2 separate regions of the Homo sapiens genome follow, and region 2 is linked to region 1. Evidence: chromatin loops called from intact Hi-C (ENCODE). Cell type or tissue: endothelial cell of umbilical vein. All regions are shown on one strand. Each heading gives the region's core, and the rest is flanking DNA. Links, peaks and the distances in the headings are about the cores only.

The links. Peaks named below come from ENCODE experiments on the same cell type or tissue, not always from the same donor. Only the 100,000 strongest peaks of a DNase experiment are listed, where the experiment ranks them.
Region 2: a loop joins it to region 1, with 10 times the contacts of the local background. A loop is called at or near these places in 14 of 110 quality-filtered maps.

What each region holds. Positions count from the first base shown.
Region 1 is chr15:101,636,645-101,644,488 of GRCh38, reverse strand. TM2D3 (TM2 domain containing 3) reads left to right here. Exons shown (of 6, transcript NM_078474.3): 6 at 1,845-2,641. The coding sequence ends at 2,010. Among named protein-coding and RNA genes, the nearest start is that of TM2D3, 12 kb to the left of the region's middle. RefSeq lists a silencer at 3,047-3,206. In endothelial cell of umbilical vein, for the core only: a CTCF peak has its summit at 3,121 (motif pointing right); DNase peaks (open chromatin) are centred at 2,398 and 3,148; H3K27ac peaks cover 1,660 bases.
Region 2 is chr15:101,272,731-101,280,708 of GRCh38, reverse strand. SELENOS (selenoprotein S) reads left to right here and starts at 3,224. Exons shown (of 6, transcript NM_018445.6): 1 at 3,224-3,367; 2 at 4,034-4,168; 3 at 5,348-5,454; 4 at 6,028-6,117; 5 at 6,214-6,289; 6 at 7,853-7,978. The coding sequence starts at 3,292. The coding sequence ends at 7,938. RefSeq lists a silencer at 3,019-3,348. In endothelial cell of umbilical vein, for the core only: a CTCF peak has its summit at 4,019; DNase peaks (open chromatin) are centred at 3,178 and 3,918; H3K4me3 peaks cover 1,639 bases; H3K27ac peaks cover 883 bases.

The DNA of each region.
Region 1 (7,844 bases), core at 1,439-5,438:
AGCATTGCAGCCATAGGGCAGGATTTCTCAGCCTCATCACTGCTGACGTTCTGGGCTGAATGAGTTTTTGTCTTGGGGCTGTGCTGTGCATAGCAGGGTGTTGAGCAGCATCACTGGCCTCTACCTACTACTTGTCAGTAGCAAACCCCCCATCCCTTGCAGCTGTGACAGTGTGTCTCCAGATGTTGCCAGGTGTCCCCTAGGGGACAAAATTGCCCCTTGCTGAGAACCACTGCATTAGAATTTGAGCTGAGGAAAGAAGGATCTTGCCTGGCAGGAAAAGTGTAACTGAAAAGTAAAAGAGGGTGCCAGGATAGAAAATGAGACTAACAAAAATAAGATAGGGCGGGCGCGATGGCTCACACCTGTAATCCCAGCGCTTTGGGAGGCCGAGGCTGGCGGATTGCTTGAGGTCAGGAGTTCAAGACCAGCCTGGCCAACATGGTGAAACCCCATCTCTACCAAAAATACAAAAGCCTGCCATCGTGGTTCATGTCTGTGGTTCCAGCTGCGTGGTAGGCTGCAATGGGAAGATCACTTGAGCCCAGGAGGAGGAGGCTGCAGTGAGCTGGCATTGCACCACTGCACTCCAGCCTCAGTGACAGAGTGAGATTCTGTCTCAAAAAAAAAGATTAGTAACCATTGCTGACAATGGTTCAAATTAACAACTGGCTTTTTAAAAAAATAAATAAATGTTTGAAACTTGGAATAATTTTAATTTACAGAAAAGTTGCAAAGATAGTAGAGTTCTTATATACCCCTAACCTGGTTTCCCTACATTGTTAACCTCTTACAGTACTATACTGTAACATACTTTCAACAATTAAAACTTCTCAGCACTCAACATGGTTTTTTTTTTTTTTTGCTTTTTTTTTTTTTTTTTTTTTTTAACGGAGTCTCTCTCTGTCACCCAGGCTGGAGTGCAGTGGCTCAATCTCGGCTTACTGCAAGCTCCACCTCCCAGGTTCACGCCATTCTCCTGCCTCAGCCTCCCGAGCAGCTGGGACTACAGGCGCCCGCCACCACGCCTGGCTAATTTTTTGTATTTTTAATAGAGACAGGGTTTCACCGTGTTAGCCAGGATGGTCTGGATCTCCTGACCTTGTGATCCGCCTGCCTCAGCCTCCCAGAGTGCTGGGATGACAGGCGTGAGCCACCGCGCCCGGCAACATGGTTTCTTTTAAAATCATCACTGTAATGAGATGATGCCCAAGGTTTGCTTCAGGGTACTCTGGAGGGGAAAGAGGAGGGTTTTGATGAAACACAGCTGGCCAAGTGTTGATTATTGGAGCTGAGTCATGGGTACTGTTCTCTTTACTTTTTATTGTTAGGTGTTTAGAAATTTTCCATAATATAGTTTCAGTATTATTAGATCTTAGAATTTAAAAGATCCTTAAATCTTTTAAGGATTTATTCCTAACATTAAGATTTTAGAGATGAATGAAAAAATAGACTGAAAACATGGATGACTTGATCCAGGTCGTCCAGGTGGTGGTGAGCTCCTCCTGACTCCAGCCCTGACCCCGTGTTAGTGCACTTCCTGTTAGACTGGGTCTTTGCTTTATTTTGACTAAAAAGCAATGAGATTGATAACTTTAAAAAAAGAAAACATTGGTTTTTTAGTACAGCTAAAAATTGTATGTTTACTTTTGACATTTAAACTGTCTTCCTGCCCGTAATTATTTGGTGGTGTCAGTTTGTGAAATAGTCACTTGTGTTCCAGTTAAGGGCTACGATCAGGGGAAGCCCTTTCTCAAATCTGACATAATGTGGTGATTAAACCGTGACTGGCCACAGCTGGGGTGGAGGTGGTCTCATGGAATCCTGTCTGTTTGCCATCGCAGCATCACCCTCGGTGGGTTTGGAGCAGACCGTTTCTACCTGGGCCAGTGGCGGGAAGGCCTCGGCAAGCTCTTCAGCTTCGGTGGCCTGGGAATATGGACGCTGATAGACGTCCTGCTCATTGGAGTTGGCTATGTTGGACCAGCAGATGGCTCTTTGTACATTTAGCTGTGGTGTGTGCTTCAGAAAGGAGCAGGGCTTAGAAAAAGCCCTTTTGTCCGTAGGAGTTGATGTGGTGTGAGTGATATATTTCTATGTTTTTAATGTACAGCATCTGTACTTTGTTTGCCTTGATAAAGGTAAGATAAATGAAACGCTGAACTATGCTAATCTGGAATTTGTTTTTATTTGCCTGAAATATATTTTTTTCTGTGAAAAAATTAAAACGTACTTAAGCCAGGAGAATGAATTATACAGTGATTGAAAATCCATTTAATTCCTATGACTTTTGTTTTGTATTGCCCAAGTCAAACTACATCACTTGTATCTCCAGCCCAAATGTAGTCTGCCTTGAAAAGTCTTTCAGCTGTGACTGCAGGAAGTGGGAGTGTTTTTATTGTTAGCTAATTGCTGTGACTGCAGGAAGTGGGAGTGTTTCTGTTGTTGGCTAATTGAAGTTATTAGGCTCAGCTTCAGTCATGTGTAAGTTTTGCAGTGTAATACATATGTAGTCTGGTCTGTATATATGAAAATTTGAATTAAACTGCAGAATGTTTATGTCTAGTTATGGTTTAAATTTTCTTAGTAGTATATAAAAGGTAAGAGTACTGAAAAATTAATAAAATTGCAAGTTAAGAAATACTGTGGGCCTGTTTTCTATATTAAATATAATCTTGAATAATCATTACAACTTACCTTTATTGTTAAGAATAACATTTTTATCTTTCAGGGCATTACTCCATTCTAACAGAGTCATAATTGGCTGGTTTATTGACACAGTGGAAATATATAAATGTTTTTGAGTATAGATCTGTTATAGACCCTTTATCGGGGAAAAAAAACTCAGTTATTCAAAAAGATTTTTACTCAAGCTTGCTTTTGAAACATTTAAAAACTTAGCATTTTTTCTTTCAAATGTGGGTATCTGAGTTACTGCTTTTTAAACACTTGTGTGTATTATCCAGAAGACTGTTAACCACCATATCATATCTAGAAGCTATAAAATATCTGCATATTTCATTCAGCAGATGATTTATTGATTTCAGTTTACCTGAAAGGTTTCAGTGATCACTTGCTGCTGTTTAAAGCACAGTCCTTTTCTTAGTTGAGTGACAGTTCCATCTCTCGTCGCTAGGTGGCGCATCCCCATTACATTTGCTTCCCCATTCTAGTTCCAGAAACAGAAAAAAAAACTGGTTTTGTTTTGTTTTGTTTACGAGGAACTTGTCACAGAGCATGAGCAGTTCTTCAGGATGGGAGTAACCCGGTTTATGTGGACCTTTCTTTCTGAGAGCAAAGACACACTTTTTGTATCCGTTAAACTGTTGATTGAGCAGGTGTTTCTTTAGAAGACGATCTTTTCTTCAAGAAGTAGCCCCTTTGCTAACTATAATAAAAATGTCTCCTGAGTCTCCTTATGTAGCTCTGTGTAGAAGAGAATCTAATACTTCCCTGTTGAGCAACCATGCAAGGTGGAACCAGGGAGTCGGTGGGAAGTTAGTAGGAAGTATGCATTGCCCTTGGTGGAAATAGGTAACAGCATCCTTGATTAACCATTTTTGTGGCTCTGGGGCCTGAATTAGATAATGAAGCTGCAGTGTCTGAGAGTAAAGCTCAAAGATTCAGAATCCATGAAAGGAGGCATAAATGAACTTGTTCCCAAATCCTAAAAAGTTTGCACAAGGGCATAGCCCTTGGAACCTGAAGGATGTAAGCCAGTCAGGAATGCTTCAGATCAAGGACTTTGATAGAGCTGATGGCCTGAGACAGAACTAGCAGGAAATACGAAGAGATTTTCAAATAGTACAAACAAATTTATGAACGATGAACTCATACACAGCCCCAAAAAGAAACTGCAAAGTAAAACTATACTTTCAAAGGGCACTAGGGAGTGTGGGTGCAATCTCTTGTAGCAAATCCCATGGGCCTCTGCTGGCAGCAAAATGCCATGTTGGAGTCTGACCTTCAGGTTCTATTCCTCTGCTGTCTTAGATTTTCAGGATTGCTATAACAATACCATAAACGGCGTGGCTTAACAACAGAAATTTATTTCTTAAGAGTTCTGGAAGCTAGAAAGTCCAAGATGAAGGTGCTGGTAAATTTGGTATCTGGTGAGGGCCTTCTTCCTCATAACATCTTCTCACATCCTCACATGGTAGAGGCAGGGAAGATCTCTCTGGGGCCTCTTCTATAAGGGCACTAATCCCAATCCTGAGAGCTCCACCCTCATGACCTGATCACCTCCCAAAGGTCCCACCTCCTGATACCATCATTACAGTGGTGAGGATTTCCACATGTGAATTTGGGGTGGAAAAGACACAAATACTCAGTCCATCATGTGTGAGCTATGGGCTCTGACCCAGGGATATGATTAGATAGCCATCCTGTTCACACAGGTTGGGAACCATATCAGTCAACCATCCTCTATTGATAGTTCTCTAGACACTCAGAATTTATCACTGCAGCAGGCCATCTGTCATGATTTCCCCTTAAGAATCTCTACCTTGCTTTGTCAGCTCTCTTCCATTTACCCCAGTAATGCCTCACGGGAAGGTGCTGGGTTATTTATGTCTACCCCCTCCATTGTCCCTAGAACAATGCCGTGCACACAGAGGCTCTCATTTATTTGCTGAGTTAATGCCACGGGTGTCCTCAAGGTTTTGAAGGGACTGTGTACAATTCCAGGGACTGGCAGTTGAGGTGGCTGCAAGGAGATAATATATAGAAATTGGCTTCAAGTAAATATTTGTCTGTAACACCATGTTGATCTGATTTCTGCAAATTGCTGAGGAACAACTGGTTTATGGTGCGTATAAAAAGATTTTTTCAAAGATCTTATGCTTCAAGATTTTAAAATGTAAAAATACCTTCTCTATGCCACACAACTTCATTTCTCTGTACTTTTTTTTTAATGCCTTATGCCAGACTTGCATTTATTTTGGGCATATATCATCAGCTACGGAATATGCAAATGATTTTAATTCATCCTGTAAGCAATGAGTGGAAAATGAGCTGTACCTGATGCAGCTTCTCAAATACAACATTGAAAAAGCCTGAAAATGAAGGCACTACATAAGTAGAATATGCATAAAAAGGAAAAAAAAAAACACCCAGGAAAAATGGAGGCAGATTCCTCCGCTCCTGCTCTAAAGCTTCCCCTCTGTTCTGCCCTTTTGGTAGAGTATGAAGTGTCACATGAATGTTAGGGGGTAGACACATTTTTTAAACTTTTATTGTATATACATCGTATGCGTTTCTTTCATGGTAAGAGCACTTAAAATCTACTCTTAGCAAATTTATAATATGATAACTGTAGTGATGCTATGCACTAGACCTATTGGTTAATTTTGTAACCTAGGCAAATTTGATTTAAATTCTTTTAAATGTATTGAAATTGTCTTCCATAAACACAACACTTTTATGCAAAATACGCTTTGATGGAGACACGTGGACATAATTTACTAAGGCTCCACGAAGGCAGGGCTCTGGTTCTCTGCTGTAGCTCAGCTCTGAGAGCCCTGCCGGCCATGCAGCAGGTGCACAGTGACTAGGAGTTTGATGAATGAGTAAGGAGGAATTGCTGGGAGTAAGCTAAACACCTAAAAGTATTGCTGAGAATTTTTAAAGTGGTAGAGTGCAGCTGGATTGCAGCATCTCCCTTCTCAAATACTTAAATGATAAACACACTGTAGGAAAAGCCAGCACCTCCTTCCTGCCCAAAACCAGCAAACAAATGAAAACTCCACAGCGAACAAGCAAAAGGATACAGCCAAATGCCAAAAACGTCAAAAAATTGTGAATACAGGGAAAAAAAATTATTGCTCAGGTGTGTAAGATTACTCCCGCAAATGGCCCTGCTGGCGCAACAAAACTCAGAAAGTCTCACTGGAGGCCAGACGTGGTGGCTCACACCTGCAATCCCAGCACTTTGAGAGTCCGAGGCGGGCAGATCACCTGAGGCTAGGAGTTCGAGACCAGCCTGGCCAACATGGTGAAACCCCCGTCTCTACTAAAAATACAAAACAATTAGGTGGGCGTGGTGGCAGGTGCCTGTAATCCCAGCTACTCAGGAGGCTGAGGCAGGAGAATTGCTTGAACCTGGGAGGCAGAGGCTGCTGTGAGCCGAGATCATACCATTGCACTCCAGCCTGGGCAACAAGAGCGAAACTCTGTCTCCAAAAAAAAAAAAGGTGGGGGGGTCTCACTGGTGAGGAAAAACAGGTTAATTCGGAGAAAGAGAGGTATCTATATCTTTCTCCTGTTACTGCTGGGGGAAGTGAAAAGGGCTGCTGGGAAGAGACCAGTGAGAGAGGGCTCGTGAACAAACAGGAGGGACTCTGATGGGTTCAGGGGTTCCCTGCTGAACCAGATAAAGGATCCAAAGCCTGGGGTGACCCCCAGGGGTCATTGCATCATTCCCTGGGGAGGAAACTTTGATTCAGGACATTTAGAAAATCCTAGTCAAGAAACCAGAGACCAGATATTCTAGCAAAGATATAGTCTCAGCTGAGCTTTTCCCTGCCTCACTCCTAGCTATCAGGGCACGGAATGTAGAATAGAACACAAAATACAACTTGCAAAATGCTCGAAGAGAAAACCAAGGGAATTTGTTCACATATTATGAAGTTGTCCTTTTACATGAGAACAAAATGAAATGACTCACCACCCACTAGAATGACTATAATAAAAGGCATTCTTAACCTGCCTGCGCAACGTAGTTACGCCTGTCTCTAAAAAAAATAAATAAAAATAAGCAGGTGTGCGCCTGTGGTCCCAGCTACTTGGGAAGCTGAGGTGGGAGCGATCTTTGAGCCCAGGAGGTGGAGTTACAGTTAGCTACTGAGGACTAAACTCTGACCTTTTTTCCCTCTTGCCCAAATTCCTATCTAAGGGGCTGGGGAGTTGCACCTTATAAAATCTCAAAGCAGTTTTATTTAACCCTATGTGATGTGGCTTACTTTCCAACCTGACTCTGGCATAACATCACATGACAGATAAATCAAAATATTTTAACCCCAAATATGTTTCTTTGCCATATCTTGAAATGGCCCCGCATAGCTGTCTCTTGGAAAAATCTACATTCTGCAAAGAATCCCCTTCCCTTTCAGGTCTTTTCCCTGACACAGCAGAGAATCAGTCACAAATCTGGCACCTTTTTCAGTCTAAGAAACATTTCCAATCTATTCTCTCTGAAGCTCGCAATCTGGAGGCTTCATCTGCATGATAAGAACCTTGGTCTCCACAATCCCTTATCATAACCCAGACACTCCCCTCTGTTGATTAGAGGTCTTTAGACAATAACACTTTCAACCAATTGCCAATTAGAAAATCCTTGAATCTACCCATGATCTGGAAGCCCCTGCTTCGAGCTGTCCTGCCTTTCCAGATGGAACCAGTCTGCATCTTACATGTATTGACTGGTGTCTTATGTCTCCCTAAAATGTATAAATTCAAGCTGTAGCCGGACCACACCGGGCACATGTTCTTAGGACCTCTTGATACTGTGCCTCACTCATATTTGGTTCGGAATAAATCTCTTCAAATATTTTACAGAGTTGGACTCTTCATCGACACTGTGACCACACCACTGCACTCCAGCCTGAGCCACAGAGCGAGACACTGTCTCTAAAAAATAAAAGAAAAAGAAAACACAATAACAAGTATTGATGAGAATGTGGAGAAATTGGAACCTTCATATATTGCTGGTGGGGATGTAAAGTGATGTAGCTGCCCAGGAAAACAGTCTGGCAATTTGTGAAAATGTTAAACATAGAGTTACCATGTGACTTGGGGAATCTTCTAGGTATACACCCAAGAGAAGTGGAGATATGTTGTGAAAGTTG
Region 2 (7,978 bases), core at 1,780-5,779, 360 kb after region 1:
ATTTTTTGTATTTTTAGTAGAGATGGGGTTTCACTGTGTTAGCCAGGATGGTGTCAATCTCCTGACCTCATGATCCTCCCGCCTCGGCCGCCCAAAGTGCTGGGATTACAGGCGTGAGCCACCACGCCTGGCCAAACTCAGGGGTTTTAATCAACAACACTATTATGTAGTTGGCTCTGCTTATCACTGTAGGTCTGGATTAACTGGGGTGGCTTGGTTTCTTTACAGGTCTCAGATAAGCCAGCTCACCCGGCAAAGGCACAAGAAATAAACACTAGGAGCTTCTTAAGGCCTACCTACACTCAAAACTGACACACTTATTTCTGCCCACTTGATATTAACCAAAGCAAGCCACCTCGCCAAGTACAAAGTCAAAGGATGATGGGGAAATATACTCCTTTGACCTTGCCATAGCAAGGATATGGCTGTGAGAAGGAGTGACAAATTAGGGCCACTCTTTCAGCCTCGGCCAATCATTTAGCCTACAACAGTCAGTGATAGGTGGCAGCCCTGGTTACTGTCCACCTTTGTCCTCTTTTTGCAAATAATACCTGAGCAATTACATTGAGCAAAGTGTTTGTTGAAATACCTTTCCAGTTCTAGACAAGCCAAGCCAGGTGAGGTTATAACACCTGATTAAAGGGACAAAGGTAACAAATTCCTGGCTAGGATGAGTAACTTCTATCAATAGGACCATAAGATCAATGTGCTAGGAACTGAAAAGCCATCATCCATGCATTCAAATAATATCTATTAGATTTTAGTGGAATATATGCATTATATGTATATATGTATACAATAGTTCACAATAGTTTACAAGGATACTTTGGTTTTCTATATGCTTAGAATGTGCATTATTTTCATGAGTTAATACTGGTTTCCATTTTATATCGCAAAGTCCTGAGTGAAAAGGATTGTTGCCTTTTTTTAATGATAGAACCTAAAATGTTACAATTTATTCCATCTTTGTGATTACAGACATTACAGGATAAGGTAGCTAAACAAGGCAAATAAAGCAAACGTTCCCTTCATTTAATCAGATGCAACATTTTGGCATTTTTATACTGTGCACGTTGACTTTAATTCATTGACATGGATTGAAAGCCGGCAACAACAAATCTTTGCAATTTAGGATCTTCTTCCATAACTAAGTTTTGTGGGTTTTTTTTCTTTTCTTTTCTTTCTTTTTTAGACAGTCTTGCTCTGTCATCCAGGCTGTGGAGTGCAGTGGTACAATCTTAGCTCACTGCAACCTCTGCCTCCCAGGTTCAAGCGATTCTCCTGCCTCAGCCTCCCTAGTAGCTGGGATTACAGGCGCCCGCCATCACACCTGGCTAATTTTTGTATTTTTAGTAGAGACAGGGTTTCACCATGTTAGCCAGGCTGGTCTTGAACTCCTGACCTCAGGTGATCCATGCACCTCGGCCTCCCAAAGTGCTGGGATTACAGGCGTGAGCCACCGTGCCTGGCCAAATTTTTTTGTAGAGATGGGATCTTGCTGTGTTGCCCAGGCTGGTCTTGAACTCCTGGCCTCAAGTGATCCTCCTGCCTCAGCCTCCTAAAGTGCAATAGGATTACAGGCAAGAGCCACCACTCCTGGCCCACTGCAACATTCTTGAAGCTCTCAAGTCTTCATCTGACACCTTGTCAAGATGGGGAACTCTTGTGTTAAACCATCCTGTTAAGTTACTGTATAAAAATAAAACTGCTCCCAAGCATTGATTGAAACTGTTTTGGTATGAGTTTCCTGAGAGAAAAGTGAGGCCCTAACCATTTTTTTCCATGAACTATGACCCCAGTACGGTATACCTAATGTCCTTCACAGCCTAACAAAATAGTTGAGGCAACCCTGCTCATCCTGTCTAGTTTATCAGTATTTAGATGTAAGGCGGATTTAAAGCTAATCTGGGACTGAGAATTGCAACTAATTCCATAGAAGTCATTCAATTTAGCACATAAATGTTCCTGCAAGATGCCAGAGCAAGTGAGAAATCATCTGTAGCAAAGCAAAGAGTGGTGATGGTTCATCACCTTTTACAACGGAAAGGCAAACATGAAGAAGGAAATTCTCCCTCCTAAAATTCCTCATTAAATCGATAAGCTATCTTCACAGCCTTTATGGATAACATCCAGAGTCCTCGGTTCATCTGAGGAGTCCATTTTCAAGGTGGCCAACAGGGAAGAAGAGCTTTCAGGCTTCTCTTTGCTATGGCTCATGAATGCCAGGTCCCCTTTATTGCTTTCTGAACACACTGCTGGGAAAGCTTGATGAGGTCAGTGCTCAAATCCCTGCAGCTGTCCCCCTTGAGGAACTTCTTGGCAAACCTGCATTGAAGAAACACTGATTGCGTTCACGCTTCATGTCATGGTTTGCCTTCCCCACACTGCTCCTGGCGACAGTGGTGACGCAGCACTCGGATGTTGTCACCTATTCATTATTTTTTCAGTTCTATTCCCAATTCCCAACCCTTCTTTTGAAACACAGCTAGGTATGTGCACTTCAAATGCTCCAGAAAAACCCAAGGTCACATTTCAAATAGGATGGTTATGGTCACCATAAAGGTGGTGACGTTTGAGTGGTGGAAGAGGGTGCGGGACGGCGTTGCAGGCAGAGGAACACAGCCAGGACACTATTATAAGTAACTCTGTGATCGTGTCTTGTGGTGATACAGTATAATTCAACACAGGTTAGAGCAGTTACTATGATCGTTCTTTCCTAAAAGGCTTTGATTTTGGAGAAAGAACCTTGAGGATCGGTGGGGACTTTCTTGGCCTGAAAGGTATCACCAGCAGCAGGAGCAGGAGGCTGCTCACATTTCGTGTCTTCACTTGGGGTGGACGTTGGCTGCAACCCTCAAATGCTGGGAGTCGTCAACCAACTGAGCCCTGTTGTCCAATGTGCCCCGGGCAAGGATGTGGGTGCAAATCCTGCTTCCGGGCGACCACTGACTTCCTTGGCTTCAGTGTCCAATTAGAAAAAAAAAAGAAAGTAGAAATTCGGTAAGAAATCCGTGAACGAGGTCCGTCCTCCACCCCCGACTCAAGCCAAGAGATAGCACAGAACGTTCCCACACGCGCTGTCCCGGCCCCGGCGAGCGTAGCCGGGATTTCTCCCCCGCCACGCCCCTCGGCCACGCCCCCCTGCGTTTGGCCCAGCGACGGGGCGGGGTCGGCCTGCGATTGGCCGGGACCACGACCGCGTCCGGGCGCGCCACGTGTGCGTAGGAGCGCACCGGAAGCGCCCGGCTGGAGGCGCGGCGGCAGGGCTGGGCGGCGGCGGCGGCGGCGGTCATGGAACGCCAAGAGGAGTCTCTGTCCGCGCGGCCGGCCCTGGAGACCGAGGGGCTGCGCTTCCTGCACACCACGGGTGAGTCGTTGCGGGGCAGCCGGGCGCGCGCCGCCACTTTTGCGACGCGCAGCCATGATGGGTGGGTCGTCCGCCGCTGCACCGGGCGCCGGAGCCTGGGAGGCCTGGGAACGGTCGGGCGTTGGCGCTTACGCGGACCTTGGGCAGCAGGCCCGGACCTTGCGCGGAGGCTTCTCGGGAGCCGCACTTCCCTGGGCGGCTCGGCTGTCCCTTGTTTGCGCAAGTCTTTTTTGCGAACCAAGCCCTTCCTGTGGTAGTTACTGGGGTCACTCGGCCGTTGGCGTTTGCCTCTGGGACCCGTCCCACACAGCCCCATACACACTCCTGACTCCCCGCGCTGTCACCCCTTTCTATGTGGCTCTGAAAGGCCTTTGCCTTCCTGATTCAGATTAGTTGCTCTTCATTCTTCAAAACCCAGTTGCTGTGCCCTCCACACTCTAACTGCCCCCGACTCCCCAGATGGTTGGGAAGTCTCACTTCTCAGTGATCCCTGAATTGTCGCACTTCTTGAGTTCGTGTTTTAACGATCTACTTAGGAGGCTTTTTCCTCAGCCTAGACCATGAAGGCTTTGAGGGCAGGAGTTACACTTTGTGTTTGTTGAGTCTTATGGAAAGGTCAACTAGTAGTGTCATTTTTAGTTTTTTGAAAACTGTTTTTCTTTTCAGTGGGCTCCCTGCTGGCCACCTATGGCTGGTACATCGTCTTCAGCTGCATCCTTCTCTACGTGGTCTTTCAGAAGCTTTCCGCCCGGCTAAGAGCCTTGAGGCAGAGGCAGCTGGACCGAGCTGCGGCTGCTGTGGGTTAGTGCCTGATAACCGAAATGAAAGCGGTGGTTTTGCACCTCCTTTATATTAAGAGTTAGTCTCTTAGTAAAAGTAAGAGGGGCCACACAGGAAGACCCTGTCTCTATTTAAAAAAAAAAAAAATAGCCGGGAGTGGCGGCACGCACCTGTAGTCCCAGCTGCTCAGGAGGCTGAGGCGGGATAATCACTTGAGTCCAGGGAGTCAAAGCTGCAGTGGGCTATGCTCGGGCCACACTACACTCCAGCCTGGGCAATTGATTGAGACCTTGTCTTTAAAAAAAAAAAAAAAAAAAAAGTAGGAAGTATATGGTTCTCGGTGGGGCGCGGTGGCTCACACCTGTAATCCCAGCACTTTGGGAAGCCGAGGCAGGAGGATGACTTGAGGTCAGGGGTTCGAGAACAGCCTGGCCAACATGGTGAAACCCTGTCTCTACTAAAAATACAAATATTAGTGGGGCGTGGTGACGGGCACCTGTAATCCCAGCTATTAGGGTGGCTGAGGCAGGAGAAATCGCTTGAACCTGGGAGCTGGAGATTGCAGTGAGCTGAGATTGTGCCACTGCACTCCAGCCTGGGCAACAGAGTGAGACTGTCTTTTCTTTCTTTTTTTTTTTTTTTTCTATGAGATGGAGTCTAGCCTTGTTGCAAAGAGCGAGACTCTATGAGTAGACGTTATGAATAGAAATGAGTTCATTTCTATTCATAATGCTATTTGGAAGGATTTTTCTTTTCTGTAGAAACAAATACTTAAGAATCTTCTGCGCTAATTAAGGGATGGATAATGATTTAGAAAACTTTATATTTCCTTGGTAGTCTTCCAGGATTCTAGTCAGCCTAGAGACTGTGGGTGTCACTGAGGTATCCAAGATGTGCTCTGTGTGGCCACTATCCCAGGCTTTATGAATCGGAATTGCTCAGGGGAACTCAGAAATTGGCATTTCTAACAGATTTCTGGTGATGTAGATATTTCGGGCTAAAATCCGTGGCTCAGCAACAGACCCCTGCCCCCTGAAGCAGTAAAATGTATGCAGAGGGGTTAGGAGTACTTATGTAAAAATATGTTGTTTCATTGTCTGATATCCATACCTCTTTATACTTTTAATAATATGGACACTCAAAAGTTTCTATTTTATATTGTACACAGTGCTTTATCTCCATTTTTTTCTGACATTTTAGAACCTGATGTTGTTGTTAAACGACAAGAAGCTTTAGCAGCTGCTCGACTGAAAATGCAAGAAGAACTAAATGCGCAAGTTGAAAAGCATAAGGAAAAACTGAAACAAGTATGAACTGGTTTCAGTTTGAATGTGTGCATAGAAATTGTCTGAGGTTTAGTGGCTAACGATGCCTGTGTCTGTGTTGTCTATAAGCTTCTAGGACCAGGTCCTATCCCATTAGATTCAATAAGCATTTCAGTTCCTACCATGTAAGTATTGGTGATATCAAGAAGAATACACGATTGTTAGGGAACACTAGATGTGTGAATATATTACCATGAAAGGTCCAGAGCACAAAAGGAGGGACAGGCTGGAGCAGGGAGCATGTGAGTGTGTGTGTGCATGTGCCTGTGTCTTCCCCATTACCAAAAATGTCCTGACAGGAGTGAGTTTCAGAAGAATGGAGTCAGTAATCTTTTTCATGAAACATTTTGCTTTCTTTAATAGTGTACAAAAACCAAAGCTGCTCTATGTGAGTTAAACTCACACTACCAGATCACAACAGTTTTATTAACTAAAGAAAACGAGGGTGAAGTTTGTTCTGAAAGACATTTAAATTAAGAATTATCAGAGTTAGCTTTGTCTTTGAGAGAAATGGCAGCTTCTGAATTCTTTCTGTAAAATGTGATTGTTTCTCAGCTTGAAGAAGAAAAAAGGAGACAGAAGATTGAAATGTGGGACAGCATGCAAGAAGGAAAAAGTTACAAAGGAAATGCAAAGAAGCCCCAGGTGACTGGAGACCTCGGCCGGCTGGCATGCGGTAGATGAAGATTGCCAAGTAGAATGTTTTAATTGCTTCTTACACTACTGTGTGTGTTCAAACAGGAGGAAGACAGTCCTGGGCCTTCCACTTCATCTGTCCTGAAACGGAAATCGGACAGAAAGCCTTTGCGGGGAGGAGGTAAGCACCACTGATGTCAAATGTTAACAGATTTTCAACACTTACAGGATATAGTTACCTTTTAGGAACAAGATTGTTTGTTTCTTTGTCCATAAATTAAGACTAATTCCTTAGGATTGTGAAGATTCAATAAAGGAAACAGATGCAAATCACCTCCTAGGTCCTCACTAAGTACTTAGAAGGATTGTACTTATAGTATTCTAACTTGATCCTTCTGCAGCCCCGTAGAGGGAGAGCTAAGTAGGGTGAGGAATTGTCTGCCAATCTTCAGATGAGTGTCAAGGAGCTGGAACACAGTGGTTTTGGTCTTTCTGGCTGGGACCACCTTGTTTCTTGCAAATAACAAGGAGTAGCAGACAGATGCTCATCCAAAGCTGCTTCCTGTGTGCAGCACTGCCCCGGGGACTCTGGATGATGCCACAGCAGTCTGTCTTCATCCCATCCCTGAGAATTTCAAATCTGGGAAGATGGGACTCACAAACGAAAATAAGCAATCCTTGGTGATTCTGGCTAAGAGTTGCAAGTTACTGCTGAGGAAGGAAAGAACAAACACACTAGAACACTGTAGGAACCAAGGCGGAAGATTTTGTATCCTCCATAGGAGGAGAGGGGCACCGCAGAGGCCCTGATGGTGTCTTTGAGGACTGAGGAAAGACTGGGGCATGGGCTCCAAGGCAGCAGGGCCACAGACTTGGCTGACCTTAAACGCTGAGCTGTAATCCCCTTTGTGTCAGAAGACTAAACCTGGCTTGCTGTAGAGAAGGTGATGCATCTGGAAAGAAAATGCTATTTTTAAATGGTCCTGCCGGAAGCTTATTTTTAGACACATAGAGGTGATATTTAGGAGAGGAATGGAAATCGTAGAAGATGGAATGCAGGGTGTGCTTGCCTGCACGGCCTCTTTCAGCATCCCCAGCATTTCTGAGCTGGGACTTTTGACTAGCCTGGCTTTACAAATAAGGAAACTGAGGCACAGTGTTTAATTGCCCAAAGATTCCACTATAAGTAAGGAGTAAAAGTAACATTTAAGTTCTGGGTGGCCCTAGAACCTTAGCACTCAACCAGGTTACCAGTTGTGCACTGACTTTGGGAAGCTCATGAGGGAGTGGGGTGGTTGGGGGTAGGGAAGGATACAGAAGACCCCGTTCTGACTGGTAGAAGTGACAAGTTTGACTCTTGATTTTTTTTAATCTGTTTTCTGTAGCGTGAACAGCCCTTATTTGAATGTATGAGTTTTAGTAAGCACTGTGATAGGAGGATTCATATACTTAAATCAGGCCCTCTTGAGAGAGTTTTTTGGTGACCCTTTTGCATGTGTTTCGGAGGTTGGGACAAAGAAGCTGAATGACTTTTTTCCCCACCAGACAATCAGTTCAAATGGCAATCACAATATAAAGGTTTTTTTTTTTTTCACATAGCTAAAAGGTTTTTTTAAATGTCCCTTAGGATCTGTATCTTTGCAGTGCTTTGCGTGTCACTCTCATAATTTTATTGTGGATATACAATGTTCCCAGATTTTCAGATTTTTATCAATACTGTTGTGCTGCTTTTCTGTCCTCCCAGGTTATAACCCGTTGTCTGGTGAAGGAGGCGGAGCTTGCTCCTGGAGACCTGGACGCAGAGGCCCGTCATCTGGCGGATGAGGCTAAGAATCTTGTTAGTGTCACTTTTGACATTAGCAAGATGAAC